Linked DNA regions of Mus musculus: region 1 is linked to region 2. A link is a contact called in ENCODE POLR2A ChIA-PET data. All regions are on one chromosome and are shown on one strand. Each heading gives the region's core, a stretch centred on a gene start or an enhancer-like site at or near the end of the contact. The rest is flanking DNA. Distances are from core to core; before and after follow the strand shown. Region 1 holds the start of Slc25a5 (solute carrier family 25 (mitochondrial carrier, adenine nucleotide translocator), member 5). Region 2 holds the start of Pgrmc1 (progesterone receptor membrane component 1).

Evidence for each region. ChIA-PET counts read pairs that join two places held with the same protein, here RNA polymerase II (POLR2A).
Region 1: POLR2A ChIA-PET joins it to region 2 with 10 read pairs in embryonic stem cell. The contact joins the promoter of Slc25a5 here to the promoter of Pgrmc1 in region 2. POLR2A ChIA-PET finds 5 or more read pairs at or near these places in 3 of 5 experiments (Patski and embryonic stem cell).

Annotation. Positions count from the first base shown.
Region 1 is chrX:36,793,749-36,798,908 of GRCm38, forward strand. It overlaps Slc25a5 (solute carrier family 25 (mitochondrial carrier, adenine nucleotide translocator), member 5), which reads left to right and starts at 1,849. Exons shown (of 4, transcript NM_007451.4): 1 at 1,849-2,093; 2 at 3,095-3,581; 3 at 3,988-4,128; 4 at 4,639-5,060. The coding sequence starts at 1,983. The coding sequence ends at 4,796.
Region 2 is chrX:36,594,602-36,599,883 of GRCm38, forward strand. Pgrmc1 (progesterone receptor membrane component 1) reads left to right here and starts at 3,592. Exons shown (of 3, transcript NM_016783.4): 1 at 3,592-4,013. The coding sequence starts at 3,686.

The DNA.
Region 1 (5,160 bases), core at 599-3,098, 200 kb after region 2:
CTTGACACAAGCTGGCGTCATCTGAGAAGGAAAGCTCAGTTGAGAAAATGCCTTCACCAGGCTGACCCTTGGGTAACCCTGTGGTGCACTTTCTTGTTTGATGATTGATATGAGTAGGCCCGGCTCATTGTGGGTGGGGCCACCACTGGGCTGGTGGGCATGCTACAAGAAAACATGCTGAGCAAGCCATTGGGAGCAAGCCAGTAAGCAGTTCTCCTCCAAAGCCTCTGCAACACCTGCCTCTAGGTTTCCTATCTGAGTTCTTGCTTACAGCTTGGACTACATGCTGTAAGATGAAATAAGCCTGGGCTGCGGAGATGGCTCAGCGGTTAAGAGCACTGACTGCTCTTCCAGAGGTCCTGAGTTCAAATCCCAGCAACCACATGGTGGCTCACAACCATCTGTAATGAGATCTGATGCCCTCTTCTGGTGTGTTGAAGACAGCTACAGTATATTTACATATCACAAGTAAACCTTAAAAAAAGAGATGAAATAAGCCCTCTCTCCTGAAGTTGTTTTGGGTCACGGTGTTTTATCACAGAAATCAAAGAAGCCCTAACTAAAACATCTACTATGTCTTAAGCATGGACAGGTACACTGGCATTTCACCTTTGGGAATTTTGAAGGTTGGACACCTATGGGTCAGATGCAGCTAAGTTTTCAACTGACGCCTTTATTTCTATAAAATAAACACTGGTTGTTTAGAAAGCAGTTTGGTGATCACATTATCTGCTTCTGTCCTGAACATGAGGGAGGATTCCTGATCTTCAGGTCGTTTGTAGCAAATATTTACTCGGCTCAGCATTAAGGGGCTCAGGGAACACAGGTCCATTGCCACTACCGTGGGAGTTCAGCAATCTAACAATCGAAGAGCACTTTACTTGGTGTCTGGAGTCAACTGCCAACTGCAATGTTAACCTTTTCAGCCTCTTATCCTTCTGGGTGTGCTCTGTATTTGGCTTCCAATTAAAATGATTTCCTCACCTTGAGTCTGTCCTTTGGACTTTCCAAGGCCAATTCCCTGAAAGATCTTTGTTAAGCTATTTGCAAACCAGTCTGGGGTATGCTGCCAGGATCGCACCCTGCTGGTAGGTACCTCAGTCTGGGGTATGCTGCCGGGATCGCATCCTGCTGGTAGGTACCTCAGTTTTCTCTGGCTCTGAAGACATTGTTCAAAGCAGTGTCAGGTCTAGGTAGTGAAGTTCACAGAACTTGACACAGAACCCCTCAGCCACCAAGATAAATGAATTTCATGTATAATGTGATGTTTTAAAAACTCAAAACCAATGCAAAAATCCTTGGATTGTTAATGTTAAGAACTTGACAGACAGGGATCCCATCCTGTACTAGTATGACCTTGGTTCATGTACCTCACTGTAATTCCAGTCCTGGTTCTACAATTAATTTTCGTTACAAAAATGGGTGAGTGAACTGCAGACCTTAAGTGTGTTTGAATGAAATCGATTAACATACCATTAGATATTTATCTCGATTCCTTAAGTTTGGGGAGGTTTTGTCTGTCTGAATCGTCTTCACCCTAGGCCTGGGTTGGTTTTTCTTGTTTTTTGTTTGTTTGTTTGTTTGTTTGTTTGTTTGTTTTGCTTGTCTTGTCGTTTGGGCACTTATCTTCACCCTTCCTCGCTATTCCCTGACACTTCTTAGGGTCCAGGTCCCCCAGTTGTAGGTACTCCTTGCAGCCTTTTCTTACTCTGGCCTGATCAGGTGCCAAGGGCAAGCGAGGCTGACAGGGCGACCTCCCAGGCTCCTCCCGCGTGTCCCGAGCCACTCAGCAGCTCTGCCATTCCGCGCGCCAGTACTGGGCGCCCGCCTTGGCCCGCCCCTTACGCCGGCAGCTCACCGCCTGGCTGCCGCTATATAAGTCGGCCATTTGCTTTGCTCCGCCCCAGAGCCCGGGAGTCAAAGCCGGTTGTCAACCCAGCCCTGTCCCGCACTCGCCTGCCTCTTCTTTTTTTGCTTTCAACATGACAGATGCCGCTGTGTCCTTCGCCAAGGACTTCTTGGCCGGTGGAGTGGCCGCAGCCATCTCCAAGACAGCGGTAGCACCCATCGAGAGGGTCAAGCTGCTGCTGCAGGTACGTTCTGAGATCGAGGGGCCCAGGCAGGAAGTAAAGGATCTGCACAGAAAGGGGGTACCCTAGCGGAAAAGTGGGGCTCAGTCTTTAGATTTGGGGGCAAGGTGAAGGCCGGGCCTAGCCAGTGTCAGATCGAAAGGCAACCGGGAGGAAGGCGCCTTTAAGGACCTGGAGTTTGAGTGTCGCAAGTGGTCGGGACCAGAGGGACCAGAGGCGCTCAGGGCCATCCCCGGCACAGAGAACTAGGATGGGGTTGCCCGAGAGGCTCTGTCTAGCCCGGATTTAGAGGCAAGGGCAATAGGCCTGAAAGCAGGCGCTGGAAAACAGAGTACCTGGCCTGACCGAAAACCTCAAGGTCACGGCAAGGAGATTACAGCTTTGGGCAGGCCACGCGGACCGGTTCTGCGGCCACGCAGCCGGCGAACAACGCGGTGTGGGCTCGCCGGCCGGCAGGCCGGAAGTGGACGCCGGGAAGAGCATGTGCCGGCTACGTCCGCCCCCGCGCAGCCCCTCGCCAGCCTTCCTGCCGCGCGCTCGCCGCGCACTGCCTCTAGGGGGCGCTCGCGGGCGAGCGTTTAGTCGTCGTCACCGCCACCCCTCCCGACAGGAGTGGGGGTGGGGCGGAAAGGGAGCAGCTCCGGAGACTAGAGAAGTTGACTGGTCACCAAGGTGACCGTGTCCTATGCAGGTCCCACCCTAATGCTTCTGAACCTGATCTGGAAGGAATGACCTTTCTTCCTGGTCTAAAGGTCATAGGTACGCTTGAGGGTGCCTCACTCACAGAAGTCGAGACTTACTACTTCTGATGGTGCTGCTCAATTCTTAAACACTTCCCCTACGCCCCCCAGTAGTGTCAGCAGTTAGAATTGTCCAGCTCATGTGATTCTGAAAGCTAGATTTGGAGAAAGGGGAACGAACCTTAACGATTTTATGTGTGTGTTCTTCCCTTTCCCCTTCTCTGTGATTATAACTGTCCCTATTGCCTTCTTCCTATCCATCAGGTGCAGCATGCCAGCAAGCAAATCACGGCAGATAAGCAATACAAGGGCATCATAGACTGCGTGGTTCGTATCCCCAAGGAACAGGGAGTCCTGTCCTTCTGGCGTGGGAACCTGGCCAATGTCATCAGATACTTCCCCACCCAGGCTCTCAACTTTGCCTTCAAAGATAAATACAAGCAGATCTTTCTGGGTGGTGTGGACAAGAGGACCCAGTTCTGGCGCTACTTTGCAGGGAACCTGGCATCAGGTGGTGCCGCTGGGGCTACATCCTTGTGCTTTGTGTACCCTCTTGATTTTGCCCGTACCCGTCTAGCAGCTGATGTGGGCAAAGCTGGAGCTGAAAGGGAATTCAAAGGCCTTGGTGACTGCCTGGTTAAGATCTACAAATCTGATGGGATTAAGGGCCTGTACCAAGGCTTTAATGTGTCAGTACAGGGCATTATCATCTACCGAGCTGCCTACTTTGGTATCTATGACACTGCAAAGGGTAAGTTTGCTATTTGCTTAGAGGCTGTGGGAGATGTGGGTACTTATTTGCAGTTATAGGAACTCAACCTAGGGCCTTGTGCATGCTAATCTAGTGCTGAGCTGTATCCCCAAACCCCAGGTTCCTATTTTTTCCTCCTCTTTGGGACAGGGTCTCACTGTGTATCCCTGGCTAGCCTAGAACCCAGTATGTAGACCAGGCTACCCATTCATAGCCATCCACCTTAAGACAGGGTAGCAAGGTCTTGCACCAATATAACAGAAGCCCACCACTCATTTTGTTTTTAATTGCTGAAGGAAGCCAGATTCTTCAAGTGTGAAGCTTGTGGTAGATAAAATGTTAGTTGGTTATAGTAAATAGGTCAGCAAAACTACATTTTGATTTTTTTTAATCTCTTATTTTTCAGGAATGCTCCCAGATCCCAAGAATACTCACATCTTCATCAGCTGGATGATTGCACAGTCTGTCACTGCTGTCGCTGGCCTGACTTCCTATCCTTTTGACACGGTTCGCCGTCGTATGATGATGCAGTCTGGACGCAAAGGAAGTAAGTTCGGCTTGATCGTAAGATAAAAAGTCATGGGAGTGAGGCAAGTTATGGCCAAAAATGAGTGGGTGGCTGCCTTTAATAACTACAGTCTAGGGCTAGAGATACAGCTCGGTGGTAGAGCATTAGCCCACCGTACTCAAGGCCCTATATTCAATCTCCAGTGTCATTGAAATGCTGTAGGCTCTGAAGGGGTGATGGACAGCATCCATGTTGTCTGCACAAGTGCCTGTGAGCAAACAGCCCTTTAGATGCCTATGACATGGCTGTCCCTGTTCTCCAGTCAATGCCTGTGCTAATGTGTAAATGCTTGGGTTTAAAACTGCCATTAAGTGCTTAGAATAGCTCAGTAGTAGAGAGCTTAGCATACACAAGGCCTAAGGTTCCATCCTTAGCATGGGGGGAAAAGGGGGGAAAATACTTTTTAAAGGTGGGGCTCGGTTCTGTATTAGGATTTTGGAGGTGTTCACTGGCTTTTAGTCATCAACTACATGTCTTTATTCTTTGCAGCTGATATCATGTACACAGGCACGCTTGACTGCTGGCGGAAGATCGCGCGCGATGAAGGGAGCAAGGCTTTTTTCAAGGGCGCATGGTCCAACGTTCTCAGAGGCATGGGTGGCGCCTTTGTGCTTGTCTTGTATGATGAGATCAAGAAATACACATAATTATGTCCTAGGTGTTCTCCCCGAGAACAGGCATGTTGTATAATATACCATATCTTGAACATTCTGGACAGATTCTCTGGGCTTGTCTGTTTTATCAGTGGCAACTATTTACCAGTTGAAAAGTGGGAAGCAATAATATTCATCTGACCAGTTTTCTCTTAAAGCCATTTCCATAATGACAATAATGATGGGACTCAATTATATTTTTTATTTCAGTCACTCCTGATAATAAAAAATTGAAGAAATAAAAATACCCAAAACCAGTTTTGTTCGTTGTTTGTTTCCATATAAGAGTCTGCTTTGTGGGGGATGGGGTGGGGGAACAACACAGTTTCTCTGTATAACCCTGGCTGTCCTAGTAGAA
Region 2 (5,282 bases), core at 2,342-4,841:
TAATAATGAACATGTATAAGCTTTATTTATTTATTTATGTATAAAAGTAAACCATTTTCCCCAATACTTAAAGTGACTTGTGCATCTGGGCAGTAGTGGTGCATACCTTTAATCCCAGCACTCTGGAGACAGAGGCAGGTGGATTTCTGAGTTTGAGGCCAGTCTGGTCTACAGAGTGAATTCCAGGACAGCCATGGATACACAGAAAGACCCTGTCTCTAAAAACAAAGGAGGAGGAGAGGAAGAGGGAGAGGGAGAGGGAGAGGGAGAGGGAGAGGGAGAGGGAGAGGGAGAGGGAGAGGGAGAGGGAGAGGGAAGGAGGAGAGGAAGAGAGAGAGGGAGAGGGAGAGGGAGAGGGAGAGGGAGAGGGAGAGGGAGAGGGAGAGGGAGAGGGAGAGGGAGAGGGAGAGGGAGAGGGAGAGGGAGGAGGGAAGGAAGGAAGGAAGGAAGGAAGGAAGGAAGGAGAAATGCCACATGCACCTTGTGAAAAATTAAGAATAACATTATCGTGTCTCCTTTCGGGCTTCCCTTTATGTATTTTTAGGGATATCATCTGTCTTAGTCAGGGTTTCTATTCCTGCATAAACGTCATGACCAAGAAGCAAGTTGGAGAGGAAAGGGTTTATTCAGCTTACACTTCCACATTGCTGTTCATCACCAAAGGAAGTCAGGACTGGAACTCAGGCAGGTCAGGAAGCAGGAGCTGATGCAGAGGTCAAGGAGGGATGTTCTTTACTGGCTTGCTTCCCCTGGCTTGCTCAACTTGCTCTCTCATAGAACCCAAGACTACCAGCCCAGAAATGGTATCTATCACCCACAAGGGGCCTTCCCCGCTTGACCACCAACTGATTAAATGTCCCACAGTTAGATCTCATGGAGGCACTTCCCCAAATGAAGATCCTTTCTCTATGATAACTCCAGCCTGTGTCAAGTTGACATACAAAACCTGCCAGTATACCATCGAATTCACACTGTATATAGTTTTTCATGCTATTTTCTCCCTGTATACGGAAACATAAATATTTTCCCATGATGTGATGATATTTGAATAATCCAACTATGATTTATCACAATATACAGTGAATTAATTAGCCACTTTATTTGAACTTGAACATTTGGGTTGTGTCCAGAGTTTCCATATCAAAAATGAATGTTTGATGAACATATTCCTAATGGAATCTTGGTCTTCATTCTAAGCAAGATGGATTCCTAGAAGTGGATTACTGGGACAAAAATTCTATTTCTAGAAGCGGGTTTCATGAAAACACTTATGGCTAACAAAAACTTATGCTGATGTTGATGTATGGGAACATCCTCCTCACTTTTCTACCAGCATGTTATTCGTTTCTGCTCTTTATACCCATCCTATACAAAGGTGGCAGATGACAATGGTATTTCCATGTATTTCTTAATTACTAACAAAACTGAACATTTTATATGCTTTTATTCACCACTGATATTTCCTCATTTTTCTCCATTATGACTAGAGGATTTCACTTGTGATTTTCTTTTCTTTCTTTTTTTGTTTCTTTCTTCTTTGCCACATGGTCTGTGAGTGTGGTATGTATTTGAGTATGCATGTGTGTGTATGGGGGGGTGTGCTTGTGTGGATGGCAGAGGTTGAAGTATAGTGTATCCCTTAATCACCCCCCCTTAGATAGCAGGGCAAAAGATAGTCTGTTAACCTGTTGCCCACTCCCCAGCTCTGCATTAAAGGCTAGCTGCCAAACCCTCATAGCTTTTATATGAGTGCTGGGGATGGTGAAGCTGGTCTTCCACTTGCATGCCAGTGTGTTTTGCCCACTAGGCCATTTCCTCAGCCTCTTAACGATCTTCCTATCAGTTAACATGAACACTGAAAGATAGATTCTTTTTTTTTTTTTTTTTTTTTAAATATTTATTTATTTATTATATGTAAGTACACTGTAGCTGTCTTCAGACACACCAGAAGAGGGCATCAGATTTCATTACAGATGGTTATGAGCCACCATGTGGTTGCTGGGATTTGAACTCATGACCTTTGGAAGAGCAGTCGGCACTCTTAACCGCTGAGCCATCTCACCAGCCCCCTTTTTTTTTTTTTTTTTTTGGCCATATTAGTTTCAAATGAAAACATTTTTCACAAGTTTGTTATTTTTTAAGAAATATCTTTGCTGCTCACAGTACTCTGTGAAAGGGATAACTGGATTCTAACCGGAGCTGAGTGCTCTCAGTTTGAGCTTGTTTCATGATGATTAAGTTGAAGAGTTTTGACAAAAGATCTGGAGGGGCCGGTTTAGCTAATCCTAAATTTAGCTCTGGGGGAAAAAATGTGTGGGCTGGATATAAAGAGTGTTTGACTCATTACACTTTAAGAAGATGGGGGGGGGCAGGGATTACAGCAGTGTTTGCCAAAAGTTTTCAGAATTTAGCCAATTCTCTGCACAAATCTCTTGCATGTAAGTGGTGTACAAACAGGATTGTATGGAAAAGTCGTGCCCTGCTCTGCAGATGTGTGCATGGCTTGGTTTTAATTATTCTCCTTTTTCTTATGTTACCGTTTCCCAATTACAATTTAAGGGGGGGGGCAGCCAGATTAGGTCTCTGAAAAATAGGCACAATCCTTGTTCCATAGAGGCCTGCTCCCGTGCAGCCTGTTTGCACACCAGAAGCCTGGGAATCTAAAAAGATAAAATCTAGGATCCTTCCAAACTCCAGCGTTTATCAGGGGCTGTGCTCAGGGTTACAGTGACTGCCAAGGGTAGTTTCCACAGACTTCAAATAGAAGAATGCTGTCAAGCAACGGAACTTTGAACATTATTCTGGTATTTCTATAGAAAAAAAAGGCTCAACAACAGAATGTCAGTTGTTGATTACTGGTGCCTTGTGACTAAGCATAATTGATGATTTCAAAAAGAAAAAAAAAAACTTTAAGAACAAACGCAAAATCTGGCGATCTGAGCTCCAGATTTTATAGAATTGACAGGCCTGTTACCTGACTGGCTGTCCTTTGGGTGTTAGTCCCACAGCTTTTGGGCAAGAATTGGAGGCGAACCATCCCAAAATGGATGTTCGAATAGTCTAGGACTGTAAGGTGAAAAGGAGTTGAAGGCATGATATTAGAGTATCCCAAAACAGCTACCTGGCTCTAAGGGTATGGCCCAGGGGAGAGAGTATAAGGGGCTTTAAAATAGAAGCGAAGCAAGAGAAATGCGACCTCATTTTAACTGACGTCATTTGCCGCGAGGAGCGGGCCCTAAAGTCAAGGCTTCCCCACAGGGTCAGCGGGAAGCTACCCACTGTACCCAAGAGACTGAGCTGTGTGTCTGCGAGCTGCACTATGATCTGAGGGTGCCCGGAAACCGGGGCAGAGGCCCAGCAGGTAGAACAGAGAGGTGGGCTGGGCTCGGTGGCCCTGGTTGACGGAGCGGTTGAGGGAGAAAGACCAAGACCCCCGAGGCTACATAGGGGGCCCGAAGCAGAGGCCGAACCAGGCCCAGCTTGCCCGAGCCAGCCCGAGCAGGGCGGGGCGCTTAGGTGGCCGCGAAGGGCGGGGGCTTATAGGCTCCGCCCCCGGAGCCCCGCCCCTCCCGAGCTTTTCTTCCTCTGTCAAAGAACGCTGCGCGCCACTGTTCGCTGGGAGGGCGGAGGAAGCGGACTGTTCCGGAGCTCTGCCTAGCCGGGCCCAACCTTTGCTCCAGAGATCATGGCTGCCGAGGATGTGGTGGCGACTGGCGCCGACCCGAGCGAGCTAGAGGGCGGCGGGCTGCTGCACGAGATTTTCACGTCTCCTCTCAACCTGCTCCTCCTGGGCCTCTGCATCTTCCTGCTCTACAAGATCGTTCGCGGGGACCAGCCCGGTGCCAGTGGCGACAACGACGACGACGAACCACCCCCGCTGCCCCGCCTCAAGCGGCGCGACTTCACCCCTGCCGAGCTGAGGCGTTTCGATGGCGTCCAGGACCCGCGCATTCTCATGGCCATCAACGGCAAGGTGTTCGACGTGACCAAAGGCCGCAAGTTCTACGGGCCTGGTACGGAGGCAGGGCCAGGGGGTCGTGGAGACAAAAGAGGGGACCCTGGCGTGGAAGCGGGGCGGGAGAGAGGCCGGGGGAGGTGGGGCGCCCCCGTGGGAGGGTCGGAGGGAAGGCGGGCAGCAATGGGAGCGGGCCGGGGGCACGAGGCTCTGGGTGGGTGGGGGTGCGTACGGGGGGATGGGATGCCCGAATGAGGCTGAGCCTTGGAAACCGCGGGTGGGAGGGACAGCGAGGTCCGAAGCCCCGGGATATTAGGGAACTTTTCGAAGGTAGTGGGCTTTGGGGCGGGGGTCCTGAAAAGAGGGGGAGACTTCGGATTTGAGGGGAAAAAATGAAGGTGTCTCCAGAGAGGCCCAGACACTTGAGAAGACGTGGAGGCCGATGACGCCGGAGGAGCCATGGTGGAATGTAAGGGTGTGTAAAGAGAGAAAGTGGAGAAGGGGATTAGTGTCAGGTAAAGCAGCATTGTTCCTGGCGGAGAATGTGTGTGTGTGTGTGTGTGTGTGTGTGTGTGTGTGTACACTGTGTGCATGCGCAGTGAATGTGTGTTTGGTGTACACCGTTTGTCTGGGGGGTGGCGCTTGGAATGTGACATGTGTTAGGTATGTCTTTGGTATGTGTATGTGCGTGCAGAGTGGGGTGGACTCAGGCTGGATGATGAATAAGCGACCAAGCTTGGTTGGATGCATTAAGAGCAGTGTGTGGTGGACTATGGTAACATGGTGAGATGGTCAGAAACACCATATTTAGTGTATGATAGAGTGGGGAGACTGGGAGGTGGAAAAAATAAAATGAAATGAAACGGGGGTGGGAGGGAGGAGTGGAAGGGTCCTGAGAAACAATAGGGTAAGGCTGTGAAGCCCGATGGGTGGGGGGATTTCAGGAAAAGCCAACCAAGGGGAAAACAAGAGATGGACAACTCCCCAGAAATGAGGCTTTTCCAAACTGGATTGCCTATCACAATCACCTGATGCTTATGAAAAATACAGATTCTTGGCCTGACCATCCATAGCCACACTTAGATCTCTGGGGCAGGGGAGAGGGCTAAAAAGATCTACATTTTACTCCTCTGCTGTAGGGAAATGGGGAATCAGCCAGATTTAGAAAGCCCTGCTTTCTAGAACATTTAGAGAGGAAGAAGAGGCTTTAGCTCTCCCAATATGGATTCCTCTAAGCACCAGGAACTCGGGGCTGGGGGGTGGGTATGTTCACATGCTCATTGGTCTGAGAGGGAAGACTAGCCAGCACTAATCCAAACCAGACATA